3 separate regions of the Homo sapiens genome follow, and regions 2 and 3 are each linked to region 1. The links are chromatin loops, found by intact Hi-C in ENCODE. Cell type or tissue: IMR-90. All regions are shown on one strand.

Region 1 (5,000 bases):
TTAGGGATGGACATATGACTTAATGCTGACCATCAAAGCAGGATTCAGGACATTTTTTCCATGGCTTTGAGGGGAAAAGCTACCTCCTTCCCCTGGCTGCTATCTCACCCACCTATTAATCCAGAGGAAAACCAGTTTGAAGATAAACTCTACACATGAGAGAGACCAGAATTTACACAAAACATAAGTAAACAAAAACACCACACTCACATTGAAACAGGGTCCTTGATCAAAATAAATCTGAAGCTTACACTACTATGGGACCAGTCTTTCTCAAAGTTCAATAGAAGAAATAAGCCCTAAGATATACATTGCATGCAATAATGTAGCTTCTGTCCTATGCAACTGGAATGGTACTAAGTATGTCCTATCCTTGGGTGAACTGAGAAAAGTTACTCAAATTACTTTTATGTTCTGTGGTTCAAATGAGGAACTCTGGTTGCAAAAGCAATTTGACTCTGCAGTTGGGTGTACTGATAAGTCAGCTTTATTGTTTAGGCTAGTTAGAGTTGGGGTTTCCATTTCTTACAGCTGAAAGCTTCCTAACTAGTATAACGATCAATCTTTCTTGCACTCCCATCTGTTGCTCTGAATGCAATTTCAACAAAATTACTGGGAAATTTTCAAAAAAATTACCAGAAAATCTGGCTCAGCAGATGCAGAATTCTGTAGGTTATCTGCTGTATCCTCACTTGATTCATTTCTCAGACATTCAAAAATGCTGAACAATGATAAAAGGGTCAATCCATAAGGAAGATATAACAATTATAAACAAATATGCAAGTAACAGGAACTGAAAATGCATGAAGGAGAAACAGACAGAATGGAAGGGAGAAATAGACAATTCAACTATAATGGATTATATACCATTATCACCATTATATACCAGTTATCCTAGGAATGCAAGGTTGGATTAACATCCAAAAATCAATCAACCACATGACCACCTCAGCAGATGCATTAAAAAGCATTTGACAACATCCAAAGCCTTTTCATGACAAAAAATCATTCAGCAAACTATTAACAGGAATAGAAGAGAACTTCCACAACCTGATGATGAAAGGCATGTACTAAAAGCCCAGAGCTAATATTTACCTGGGAAAGACAATACTTTCCCCCTAAGATCAGGAAAAAGACAAGATGTCTGCTCTCACCACTTGTATTCAACCTGAAGGTTATAGCCAGGGAAGTTAGGTAAGAAAAATGAAATATTAGGTTGGTGCAAAAGTAATTGTGGTTTTTGCCATTACTTTTTATTGGCAAAAACCGCAATTATAGCCAAATAAAAGGCATCTAGTTCAGAAAGAAGAAAAGTAAAACTATTTTTATTTGCAGATGACATATTGTATTTGAATAAGAAATCTGCTTAAAAAGAACTAATTAACAAGTTCAGTAAGTTTGCAGGCTAAAAAATAATATTAAAAACAGTTGTATTTCTATACACTAACAATGAAGAATCCAAAATGAAATTAAGAAAAGAATTCCATTTATGATAGCAGCACAATGAATAAAACACTTAGGAACAAATTTCACAAAAAAAAGTATAAAACTTGTACTCTGAAAACTACAAAAAAATGTTGAATGCAATGAATGAACGCCTAAACAAATGGAAAGACAGCTTGTGTTCACTGACTGGAAGATTTAATATCATTAAGATGGCAATATTCTATAAATTGAACTACAGATTTAATGAAATCCCTATCAAATTCCCAGCTGGCTTTCTTGCAAAAGTTGACAAGCTGATTCTAAAATCCACATGGAAATGTAAGAGGCCCAGAAACAATCTTGAAAAAGAATAACAAAACTGGAAGGCTCACACTTCACAATTTCAAGGCTTACTATTACAATGCTATTGTAAACAAGACAGTGTGAAACTGACAGAAGGATAAACCCATATCCTGGAATGGAATTGAGAATCCAGAAATAAACCCTCATATTTATAATCAATTGATTTTCAGTGAGTGTCCCGAGATAATTCAATGGGGGAAAGAATAATCTTTTCAACAAATGGTACGGTGACGATTAGATATCTACGTGCAAAAGAATAAAATTAGACTCCTACCGCACACTGTCTATAAAAATCAACTCAAAATAGACCTAAATAAAAGAGCCAAAAGAAACAAACTCTTACAAGAAAACACACATGTGAATCTTTGAGAACTTAGGATAAGCCTGTTTAGGTAGGCCAATAAAAGCACAAGCAATAAAACAAACAAAAAAGATAAATTGGACTTCATAGAAATAAAAAACTTGGGGACATCAAAGATTTTATCAAGAAAGTGAGAAGGCAACCTACAATATGACAGAAAATATTTGCAATCTTGATATATGACAGGAACTTGTATCCAGAGTATATAAAGAACTCCTACAAGTCAACAATAAAATGACAAATAACCCAATTTAGAAATAGGGAAAATACTTATATAGACATTTCTCCAAAGGAGACATATTAAATAGAAATGGCCAACAAGCACATAAAAGACATTCAACATCATTATTATTAGGGAAATGCAAGTCAAAACCACAATAAGATACCACTTCATGCCTGTCAGGGTGACTAATACTAAAAACAAAACAAAGCAATAGCCATAAGAGGTATTGGCGAGGGTGTGAAGAAACTGGAATCCTTATACATTGCTAGTGGAAATGTAAAATGGTGCAGCTGCCTTGGAAAATGATTTGGCAGTTCCTCAAAATGGTCAACCAAGTGATACCATATGACCCAGCAATTTCACTCCTAGGTATATACTCAAAAGAAATGAAAACAAATGTCCTCACAAAACTCATACACAATGTTCATAGCAGCATTGTTCACAATACCTAAAAAGTGGAAATGACTCAAATGTCCATCACCTAATGAATGAGTAAACAAAATGTGTTTTTATCTGAAAAACAGAATATTATTCAGGAATAAAAAGAAAGAAGTACTGATATGAGCTACAGCATGAATGGACCTCAAAAACATCATGCTGAGAGAAAGAAGTCAGATGCTAAAGACCACATATTGTATGCTTAATTTATATCAAATATCCAGAATATACCAATCCATAGAGATAGAGAGTAGTGTTTTCCAGAGACCGGGAGGAGAGGGAAATGCAGAGGAACAGCTAGTGGGTATGGGGTTTCTTTTTAGGTTAGGAAGTTAGATCGTGGTGAGAGTTGCACAAGTCTGTGAATAGACTAAAAACCACTGAATTGTACACTTTAAAGGATAAATAGTATGGTTTGTGAATAGTATCTCTGAGTTGTCATAAAAAAACACATTTGAACAGCTTCTACAATGTTGCTTTATCACTTGCTATCTCTCAGGCCTCATTAGCATCAATATAGTTGTGAAACGAATTTTTAAAGACATTTAATATAGAACCTCCCATTTAGAGAAATAAAATTTCAACAAAATAATGTTTAATGAATTCTGAACTTGTCATATTAGACAAAGTAAGTCAAACTATTGAAAGCATGAGGTAGAAAATCAATAAACCTTAGGCATAAAAACATGTTTCATGACGACAAAGCTTAGTTTAAAAATGTTTCATAAATTAAAAACATGGAAAACTGAAAGCTTATCAACCCTTTTACTTATTTTATTAACCTCAGATGTTATGAAAAGAACTAAAGCAGTTTATTTGATTTGGCTGAACACATATGAATTACTTAAAAATGAAGCATAGCCATCCAAATAGCATGCTTTAAATGCCTGTCCAGTGATTTACAGCTAATTGCCAAATATTATTCCGTTGCTAAATCTTTACATTTGCTTTACTAAGGTTTGCTAAATTAGTTAAAATAAACTCAAGCATAGCATATTTCCAGAATATTTTTGATAAAAGATGTCACAAACATACATTTCCTACATATTTTAAAAATATTTAATAGGAAACTATCTTATGTCATATTTCCCAGGAAAAAGATAGAGAAACAGATTTGTGTATGGGAAGTTTATTGTGCAATGGTCTCAAGATAAAAACTGTGAGACGTTAAGGAACCAGGGTTGAGCAAAAAGAGTCGAATTGTGATGTAATTGCAAAAAAACATCTCAGCTAATCCCACTGGAGCTTGGAAGCTACGCTGGCCTTTCTGAGTTGTTCCAAATTAAGGCAAGGGGGCCTGATTTGTATATCACCACACTGACCAGTCATTGGATGTGGGCTGCACCTGGGGAGTGGTCATAATGCTGGGTGAAGAAATTCCTTTCACCTGAGGGCAATTCTTGGTGAGGGATTTGCTCTGAGCCATCAACAGGTAATAATTCTGACAGCTGGGGAAATGAATGCCTTGGTCCTGAAGCAGGTATCTGAGCAAGACACCACATTATCCATTCAGTGCACCCTTTGAACTGCTCAGATCCATTTGCTTTGTATAAAACAGTCACACCACCTGCTTCCTTTTGGTTGGTCTCTTTTCCAGTGAAATTTACAAAAGGAAAGTTGGTGGAATGAAGTATAATCCCCACTGCTGCACCTGATTGCAGAGTTGCAACTAATATTCAATTTTTGAATTCTCATTACTTTTGGCTGGTACCTCCACTAGACCGGGTGGCTTGCCCATAGGGGTGACCCAGGCCCTCATTACTGTGCCATCGAAGCCCTGCTCACTATGCCCTCCTTAGGGCCAATGATCTGCACTGTTCCTTCACTGTCAACTTTAGACAGGCGAACACTAAGAGATGCCCCAGTATATCACATGGAGCAAACCTATTCTCTCCTTCCCCATTGTGGAACAGCAGTCCTGCCTCCCACAGAACCTGGGGTTGTTTGAAATGCAGTCCCAAAGCATAGCTAGGTTCTCACATCTGTGGAAGCCAGCACTTAACAGTCCACACTTCAACCTCTTGCTCTGTGTCTCACAGCACGACTATTGATGTTTCAATGTGCACTAAATAAACTGACATTTCTTTCCAACTGTATCCTCTACATCTTTTCCACATCATGTCAACAACCAGAATACCAATACAATATTTTAGAAAGGTTGAGAAGTTCTCCAAAAGCAGAGAATATGTT
Region 2 (5,000 bases), 940 kb before region 1:
TTTCTTTTGCTAAACAAAACCAGGAGTCAGCAGTTTCCCAGCAAGCAGTCTATCATTCAGAGGTACTTTTTAACTTTAATGACTTTTTTTTGGTTAGATCTAAATACAGGAAAAAATTAAAATATTCTTACTACTAGTTAAAGCATGCTAGTATTTTGGTTTTTTCAAGGGTCAGTGTTACAGCAACTTTAACTTGGAATCATGGAACTGTAGAGTTTTATAACAGAAAGGAATTTAGACCATCTGTTCCAACCACCTTGTTCTACTGCTAAAAAAGCTGAAGCTTTGTGAGGATTCATTATGCAATTATTTATTAAGTATCCATTATATGCCAGACACAACCTTGGAAAAGATACAAAGATAAGTAAGACATGACCCCTACCTTTAAGCAGCTTACAGTCATGTAGGAAGATAAGGGCTTACACAAGTAATTATTCAACAGTGCAATAACTAATCAAATAGCTGTATTTACAAGTACTATATGAACACACAGGAGAAAAGACTCTGCCTGAAGTTAGATGACACTTCATACACAATATTACATTGATGTCAGTCTTTAAAGATGGAGTAGGACTTTGCAGGCAGCAACGAAAGGGAAGGACATTTCAGAAGCAGAAATACCATTTGTTAAGGGATGACAGCCAAGAAATATTAAAGCATATTTGGAAAGTATTGAAAATCTCTGTGTGGCTAGAACTTTAGATGAAGAATCAGATACATCTGGAGAAGGAGATTGAACCAGATGATCATAAAGAACATTTTATTTAGGCCATGGTAAGGCTTGGGCACTGTGGAGCCCATGAAGGTTTTTGGACAAGGGAGTTGCCTTAGGAAGGAGTATGAAGCCATAAACAAATGAGGGAGACATGGGGGATCTGTCAGAACACCACTGGAGTAGTCCCAGCAAGAGAGAATGAGAACAAAGACAGTTACAGCAGAAATAGAGAGGAGAGAGATTTAAATTTAAGGGCATAGGATTGACAGTAATTGGTCATTGGTTGAGAGAGGTAAAGAAGCTTTTTTTTAAGGATAATCTTGAGGTTCCTACCTTAGGAGCTTGGATGGGTGATTATAGAGTTGTTGGCTTAGAAGTGCAGACAGAAGAGTGCCAGATTTTGTGGGGAAACTAATGAGTTTGATATACACATTATATTTAAGGTGCTTAAGGAAATTCCAGGTAGAAATATACAACATTGTCATTCAGACTGGTTAATGATGGAGCTGGGACTAGGATTCTTGATCTATAGTGCTGTTTCTATCATATCTGGTTGTCTTCGCATGAACAAATGTCAACTGGCTTTAGATGAGCTGGAGATCTGAAGACTATATAGGGCCCAAGGAGATGGTTGGTTTTATTTTCTGTTTTTATTTTTAAAACTTTAAATGATTAGGAAAGGTAGGAGAAGATATAAAATTTAGTAATGGGAAAAAATGAAGGCTTAACATATTCCTTCTGAATTTAAAATAATTAAATTTTCTGCAACTTTAGTTAGCAATAGATCATTTCACTGGAAAAATCTTAGTTGTGATATCTGTGTTGCTAAATTCAAAAACATACTCTCATAGCTGCAGAAATTAAGATGATTAGTATCGAAACCATTAAGCTGAGAGAGAGAAAGGAGGGAGAGGAGAGAGAGAAAGCGCATGTGCGGGTGGAAAGGAGAGAGAAAGAGGGAGAGGGAAGAAGGGAGAGAGAATGAGACAAGCAAATGGTACAAAAAGAGGTGGCAAATAGCAGAAGTGTCTGCATAAATTTATAAATTCCACTGACTAATCCTAGTTTTCTTTCTTTTTGGAAATCACTAATATCAGTGTATTTATTCGTGCAATTGTATCAGACGTTTTTATCTTTTAGATGCTGGGAAATTTATCTTCATTCTTTCTTTCTCTTTTTTTTTTCTTCCTTTCATTTTTCCCCCCTCTCTCTAGAACTCTTATTTCCAGATATTGACACTTCTACTTCTGTTTTTCTTATCCCTTAAATTTTCTGTCTTTCTTTTCTTCTCCATTCTGGGAGAACTCCCCAATCTGATCTGCTAACTATTAATTTGTTCTCTGCTATACTGTTTATCCCGTTTATTGTGTTTTTCATACTTGACATTCTTGTTTTTTGTTGTTTTTTTTTTTGCTTTGCATTTTAATATCTTTTCTTATCGCCTACTCTGTGTCTGTCTGTCTGATTAATATCATTCACTTTGTTGTCTGTTTTTTTTTTCTTTTTTAAACTTATTGACTCCTCAGGTATCTGGTTCTTTTGACCTGTGAGTTCTTATTTCACTGATGGGATCAACTATTCTGTCTGAGAATTTGGGTAAGGATAAAACCATGGTCTGTTTCAGAGAGTTAAAGAAGAGGGGAGGAGAGAGCCCTAGGGAGGAGAGCCTTAGGCAGCACAGAACCACCCTTGGTCACTGTCCCTGCTGTTTGCTGTTACTCCACTATATGGCTCTCCTGGTGATTATTGTGTCTTTAAGCCCTTAGGAAGACGTTGCTTTGGGAGGGTTTGTAATCCACTAGTCCTGGGGCTTGGAGGGGAAGAAGGTGAAGGAATGATGCCCACGGATGGGCTTCTGGACAGATTTCATCTATAGTTGTCACCATAGCTAGGCCTTCATGTTCCCTGATATTACTCTGGGGCGCCAGCATTTGCAGCTGGGGTTGTTAATAAGAAGACTTTTATGGTTGAGGGGCAAGCAGTAATCTCAAATTAATGGAGGAAGAAACAATGACTTTTCTCCATTCATTCCTCTCACAAAGCCCCTCCACACAGCCTCCTCGCTAGGATGCAGCCCCTTTCTTTCCACGCGTTCCAGTTTGAGTTAACTGTCTGTCTTTCCAGGGGCTTTTCACAACTTTTACTTTAGTTCTCAGAATCTATGGGTTCTTTTTCACCTCTGTAGTTACTCCAGTGTTGATTTTGAGAGCTGGCAGCCTTTGTTACTGTGCTGTCCTGGCTAGACCAGCAATGCAGAAGTTAGAATTCTATCTTCTCCAGATCTTTTTCTAAGCATTAAGCATTTATATATGTATAAAAATATATTTGTGTATATGTATATGTGTGTATGTGTGTGTGTGTGTGTATATATATATATGTGTGTGAATCTTTTTGAGACAGAGTTTCAGTCTGTTGTTCAGGCTGGAGTGCAGTGGCTCAGTCAGCTCACTGCAGCCTCGAACTCTTGGACTCAAGCAATCCTCCCATCTCAGCCCCCAGAGTAGCTGGGACTATAGGCGTGTACCATACCTAGCTAATTTTTTATTTTTTGCAGAGACGGGGTCTCACTATGTTGGCTAGGCTGATCTCCAACTTCTGACCGCAAGTGATCCTCCTGCCTCAGCCTTCCAAAGTCCTGGGATTATAGGCATGAGCCACCATTTCTGGCTTAGTATATAATTTTGAGGTGTGTGTATATATTGTTGTGCAATTTTAAATTTTAAAAAGCAGGTTGCAAGGCTTTTTAAAATTTAACATAAATCCTGAAGATCTACTATATTCTTTTTACCTACTATGTAGTATACCATAGTTTAATTATTCTCCTATTGAAGGATTTTTAGATTGGTTCCAAGTATTCTCTAATCAAACTATACTAGGTATAAAATCCTTTTTTTGTACTCATGAGAAATTATTTTTCTAGATTTAGATACTAAGGCATGGAATTGCTGGCTCAAAGATATAAGCATTCATAATTTAAATAGGCACTGAAAAATTGCCCCTAGCTGTATGAGATCCCTTTCCCATGTCACACATAATGCTTTTAATCTTAAATTTTTGCCAGTCTGATTAACAGTGACATTTTGCATATTTTCTTGTCTAAAGGGCTATGTAATAAGAACTAGTAATATTGATACATTATAAGTTAAAATATTGCTTTGCTAAGTTGTGGCTTTTCTTTGTGCTTGAAACTTCTTGCTTAGAGGGGCATTTGGTCAGTGAAAGCTCACTGATGGCAAAACTGTAATTTGTACATATATGTAGATGGGCTAGGTATATTACTCTGCATTATAGGCAACCTGACTTAAATTGGCATGAACTTAAGCATTGAGTATAATCCAAAACTCAGAGATACTTATGAGTATGAGACCATTTTGTAAATAGGCAAGATAAGTCTTCAGTAGGGTCATAGAGTATTCTTAAGGTGTTAAATAGTTCAGCAGTTGCAAATATCCTAGAAAACAGATTCACAACAGAGAAGTTACTGTAGACTGTCAGAGTAATATAGGCATTGTGAAATATTTCTCATTAATTTCTGGGGAAAACATAATTGCCATCATTCTAAACACTGCCCAAGAGTCTCCAAGGGATTTCATATTAATTATGAACAGTATTTTTTAATTTAAAGGATGTTGAGGCAATCAGTATTCCTAAAGAAGAGTCAGGCTAAGGGAATAAGGAGAGATAGAGATGTACATAGGAGAATGAAGGCAAATTGAAGAGAATCTTGAATGTTGAGCTAAGAAGTTTAGATTTTATTTTATAGTCAATGGAATCATCAAAGGTGTTTCAGCAGTGATTTCTTCATATAGTCTAGTTAAAAAAAACACTTGTTGGTTGAAATTAAACCCCTTTTAAATGAGAAACATGGGAGCTTTCAGATAATTGGAATTTTGCTTCAGTTCTTAATTAGTAAATTCATTAATTAGAATATCTCAAGTCATAAAATGTACTAGTGATTAGGATATATAATTTTTTAATACAGAAAGAAAATAGGAGTCTTATATTTTTTCATTTGTTCATTTATTTCATAGATTTCATTTAAAACAATTTTTTTTTTTTTTTTGAGACGGAGTTTCGCTTTTGTTGCCCAGGCAGGAATGCAGTGGCGGGATCTCGGCTCACCACAACCTCCACCTCCTGGGTTCAAGTGATTCTTCTGCTTCAGCCTCTCGAGTAGCTGGGGTTACAGGCATGCACTACCATGCCCGCTAATTTTGTATTTTTAGTAGAGATGGGTTTTTGCCATGTTGATCAGGATTGTCTGGAACTCCTGACTTCAGGTGAT
Region 3 (5,000 bases), 160 kb before region 1:
TGAAAACATGTCTATCAGACACAGAGAATATTACTGTGTAGGTGGTGGTGAGTCATATTGTGGTATTTCATGTAATGACTAAGAATATTGGCAGAAATTTTACAGGCTGAAAACCTCCAAGGTTTGTTCTCTGTGTTTACCAATCCCTTTTAGGGCTTAAAGCTCTCTCTTGTTTTCCATTTATGTTTTTCCTGACTGGTTGGGAGCAGGTAATAATTCACTGAATGCACCTCTATGGAAACTGACAAAAATCTTACCTAGCTTTCAGATTTCTAACCACCATCATACTAAAATATTATTCTCAGAGTCATTGCAGTTAAATTTTAAGTGCTTCTTTGGCAATTCATGATTCCCAGATGAGATGGTCATTTGCTGTAATGGGGCTGGATGTTTATATATTTAATGAATTATCATAGCTTAATAGTACATTTTCTCCATGCATTTTATAAAAATGTTTTCTGTTTATTTGCTGCCAAAGCATCACCCTTCAATCTGCCATTAGCTTCTTCCTCTTGATGTTGTACTTATTATCACCATGTCATGTGTCTTTAGGTCACAGCTTCTTCCCCTTGATGTTGTACTATCACCATGTCATGTGACTTGAGGTCTGCTTAGGTGCCTCTCCAGGGGCTTAACTTATTTCTGGTAGTGTTGAGTTGTGGGGTGGGAGGAGAGGGTTAAACTCAGAAAAGGCACTGCTAATGTTGAGTGTATCCTTGAGATGAACTGAAGGCTTGCAGCCTGCTGGGCTTGTGGGAAACCCTTTCTGGGTGGAGTTAGGATAGGTGAATTGGGGCTGTTTATTCTGGACAAATATCTGAGGTATCTAATTTGAAAAATAAAAGTTAGACTTGTCTGAGTAAGAAAATGGTTGGTAATTCTGTGAACTCTGTACATTGAGTCAGATGGACAGGTACCTTATCAAGGACCATTAAAAAGCAAAACAAAAGAAAACAAAAAACAAAACCCCCAAACACAATCACATACAAATAGCGAGTTGATTGGCAGGCTAACCTCAAGGGCCTGTCTTAGCTTCTTTCTCTCGTTTTTCTTAGTCCTCCTGCCCATTCCCCCACCTCAATCATTATTTGAATGTCCTCAGACCTTATCTAAATATATATTTGTATGTATGTAAAGAGTTAGTTAACTCATTAGAAATAGATATCCTGAATTTCTTAGTGACTTCTCTTATTAGCCAAAAACTTGTATTTTATCTCATTGAAATCTATTGATTAGGTAGATTTTCAAATAATAAATGCTTTAGATATTGCTTTAGAGGTTTTATAAATGATCCCATATTTCAGTTTAGCTAAAATCTCTGAAAAGAGCTTTTTCTTCCAAAGTGTTAGTCTTTCAACTCATTCAAGACCCTTATTGTATATTATTTCAAAATTCCTTCCCTTGCTTTATCTAGCAAATGAATCCATTTCCTTCGATTGATTTGTAGCATGCCAATTGTTTTCTGATTTATGTAGGTTTCTCTACAGAACTGCCTGCTTATTCTACAGTGTGGAATTGGTAAGGTTTCTTTGTACAGAATCTCTTAGAAGTGGGGCTTAATAATGCACTTTGTTACGGATGAAGCCTAGAACTTTAGTTCCCACAGCTGGGCTTCCCTCAGAGGTCCTTTCTTCTTAATAATAAAAAAAAATCTTTTCTCCAAAATATTATAAATATGTAAAATATATAAATATATAAAAGTATAATTAATATCATCTCCAAGAAGAAGAGCCTTTTAATCTGTTGGTTTTAGTTTTTGAGAAACTAAAACTTTCTCTGGAGAGGCATGATGCTTGATGCAAAGGTTTCTCCTTTTATCTCTTGCTTAATCATTTTCCTTTGACTTTTAAAACTCTATCCATAGAGAATAACATGAAAAAAAAATTCTCTGACCAATGAAAGGAGCTCGGCCACCCAAGTCTAAGATGTAGTAAGATTTAGATTCTATACTCAACTAGGGTGCTTCCTGGGGTTTGAGTAATTACATCTGTTTGTAATCATAGTGAAAAACCTGGCTGTTAACTCACAGATGATCTGGTACAGTAGTCCTCCCTTACCAGCAGGGGATATGGCCCATCTAAAACCCTCCCCTCCCCTGTGGATGCCTGAAACCACAGATAGTACTGAACGCTATATATACTATGTTTTTTTCCTATACATATATATCTATGTTAAACTTTATAAATTAGGCATAGTAAGGGATTCACAACAATAACTAATAATAAAATAGAACAGTTATAACAATAGGTTGTAATAAATGTTAATGTGAATGTGGTCTCCTCCTCTCTTAAAATATCTTACTGTACTCACCCTTCTTTTGGTGATGATGTGAAATGATAAAATGCCTGTGTGATCAGATGAAGTGAGGTGAATGACATAGGCATCACGAGGTAGTGTTAGCCTACTATTGACCTTGAGATGAAATGTCAGGAGGAAGATCATCTGCTGCGGGTGAACCTGGCTCATGGAACCATGAGGATGCTGATGGTTAGATATTCATGACTAATGAGCAAGGAATGTATACAGCCTGAATATGCTGGACAAAGGGTGATTCATGGCCTGCACAGGACTAAGTGAGATTTCATTGCAATACCCAGAATGACACACAATTTTAAACTTAGGAATTTTTTATTTCTGGAATTTATTCTTTTAGAATTCTTAATTTATACTTTTGGACCACAGTTGGCTAGAGGTAACTGAAATGGCAGAAAGTGAATTCAGAATTCAGAGAATAAGAGGACACTACTATACTTTTCTGTAGAGTCAGTATTAGGGGGAAAAACAAACTGAAAAGGTTCTTAAGGACTTCTTGTTAATATTAACATATCACTTAATTACAAAGGGACCTTGGGGAAAACATTGCCTGTTGCTTGGCCTAAATGGAATACACACTAATATAATTTATGTAACTTTCAAAGAAAGGATAAGAATATTTTAAGGAAGTGATCTTTGATTTCAAAGGAATGCTGTGTCTGAAACTGTAACATTTCCCAGATTGAGCTACTTACTTTAAAGGAGTACACAGTTTTCTTTCCTCCTTCTTCATACACTTCTTTCCAATCAGTTTCTCTTTTAAGCCAACTCCTTGGTTTATCTAATGTTCAAACAGAATTTTCTTTTCTTACTATGTATATACAAAGCTGTATTTTTTCTACTTTGTCTATATAGAATTTTTTGTTTGTTTTCCTGGGGCTCCAACAAGCAGGCTTGATTTTTTTTGACAGCTTTATTGAGGGATAATTTATATGTCATAGAATTCACCTCTTGTAATTGTACAGTTTGAGTTTTAATAAATGTTTATAGTTGTTAACCATCACCGCCATAGTTTATAACACTTCCAGCATCCCATCTCCCCTTGTGCCCATTTGCAGTCATCCCTGCCCTTGCCTCTAGGCCCCAGACAATCATCCGCTTTCTGGCTCTGTAGATCTACTTTTTCTAAGAAATTCATGTTAAGAGATACTATTGAGATACAGTGATACTAATTGCTTTATTTTTCATGAATGCTTCCTTTAGAATTTAATTACCAAAATGAAAAATCTCCTGAAATGTTACCTTGAAGTAATTTGAAGAATGATTTTCAAATTGTTTTGTATCCATTATTTTTTCCTTCTCCCATCAACTTTGCTTTCATTGCCCTTCTTGCCCAGCAGCCTATCTAAATGAATATGCATAGTTAGAAGAGACAATGCAAAAACAATCCAGCTGTTTTGTAACTAAAGAAATACTGTGTGTTATCCAGAAGTAGGGTCTGTGAGAGGGACTGGAGATTCAAACATAGAAGCTAAAACTAAAACCGTACAGCTTCCAGAAGAAACCATACAATTTTTTTTTACCTGTAAGTTGTAGAATTTCTTAGAGAAGATTTACAATCATTAACTATATTTTAAAAATTGATAAATTAGACTTCATTAAAATTTTAAAAAACACGTGGTGATCAAAATATTAACAAAATGAGAAGGCAAGCCACAGGCTAGGAGAAATATTCTTAATATATACCTCTGGCAAAGGACATGTTTCCAGGATATATAAAGAATTACTTTAAATCAGTAAAAATAAGACAGGTAACTCAATAAAAATGGGCAAAAGATTTGAACAAACATTTCACAAAAGAACATGTATGAATGGCCAGTAAACATGTGAAAAGTTATATTTAGCACCAGTTGTCATTAGGAAAACGTAAACTAAAACTGCATTGAGATCGTACTTAACAGAAACTAGAAGAGCTAAAATTTAAAAAAACAGCACCAAGTGTTGATGAGAATGTGGAGTAACTGGAACTGCCGTGTATTGCTGACATGAGTATAAGATGGTACCACTAGATTCTAAGGTGTTAAGTGTTACTTCAATGTATACCTTTGCCAAACTCAAAAACTGTATACTTAACATGTGTACATTTCACTGTATGTGCATTTCACCTCAAATAATAGGCTTTAATCTTTAAAATGCATTGGGCATGTGCCATGGCCCATGCCTGTAATCTCAGCACTTTGGGAGGCTGAGGCTGGAGGATGACTTGAGCACAGGAGGTCAAGGTTACAGTGAGCTATGATCACACCACTGCACTCCAGCCTGGATGACAGAGAGAGACCCTATCTCTAAACAATAAAATAATCAAATAATCCTCACTATATCTTGAAATATCCCTTCCCTTCCTCCCTCCCAGCTTCCCCATCTTCTCTACTTTCTGCACACCTTCCTTTTTTTTTTTTTTTTTTTTTTTCATTTCTGCTATGTCAGACTGCTTTTAAGTACTGATGCAAAGATGAATAGAACAAATTGAGTTCGCGTCTTTTGGGAACGAGTTCACAATGAGAGTCAGACGTACCAATAACATATAGCAATGTGATAAATTCCACAAAGTACAGAGGAGCTACTCATCCCCAGAAAGGCAGGATAGGCTACCTGGAGGGAATAGCTGATGCCTTGTAAAAGCTTATATGAATAGGATTGCCTCTTAGACATGGTGGGCCCTTGGAAAAGGGGAACAGCATGTGCAA

What was found. A loop is a pair of places that touch in the nucleus more often than their neighbours do. Peaks named below come from ENCODE experiments on the same cell type or tissue, not always from the same donor. Only the 100,000 strongest peaks of a DNase experiment are listed, where the experiment ranks them.
Region 2: it touches region 1 in a loop (3-fold over the local background); 17 of 110 quality-filtered maps call a loop at or near these places.
Region 3: it touches region 1 in a loop (5-fold over the local background); 8 of 110 quality-filtered maps call a loop at or near these places.

What each region holds. Positions count from the first base shown.
Region 1 is chr14:59,435,757-59,440,756 of GRCh38, forward strand. No RefSeq gene overlaps it. Among named protein-coding and RNA genes, the nearest start is that of GPR135, 27 kb to the right of the region's middle. RefSeq lists an enhancer at 3,256-3,425. In IMR-90, no CTCF peak of the experiment used is centred here; DNase peaks (open chromatin) are centred at 2,595, 3,675 and 3,975; H3K27ac peaks cover 980 bases.
Region 2 is chr14:58,492,214-58,497,213 of GRCh38, forward strand. KIAA0586 reads left to right here. Exons shown (of 31, transcript NM_001329943.3): 26 at 1-62. Among named protein-coding and RNA genes, the nearest start is that of KIAA0586, 67 kb to the left of the region's middle. In IMR-90, no CTCF peak of the experiment used is centred here; no DNase peak of the experiment used is centred here.
Region 3 is chr14:59,275,836-59,280,835 of GRCh38, forward strand. All of the region lies in intron 2 of DAAM1 (dishevelled associated activator of morphogenesis 1), which reads left to right. Among named protein-coding and RNA genes, the nearest start is that of DAAM1, 90 kb to the left of the region's middle. In IMR-90, no CTCF peak of the experiment used is centred here; DNase peaks (open chromatin) are centred at 56 and 2,526; H3K27ac peaks cover 137 bases.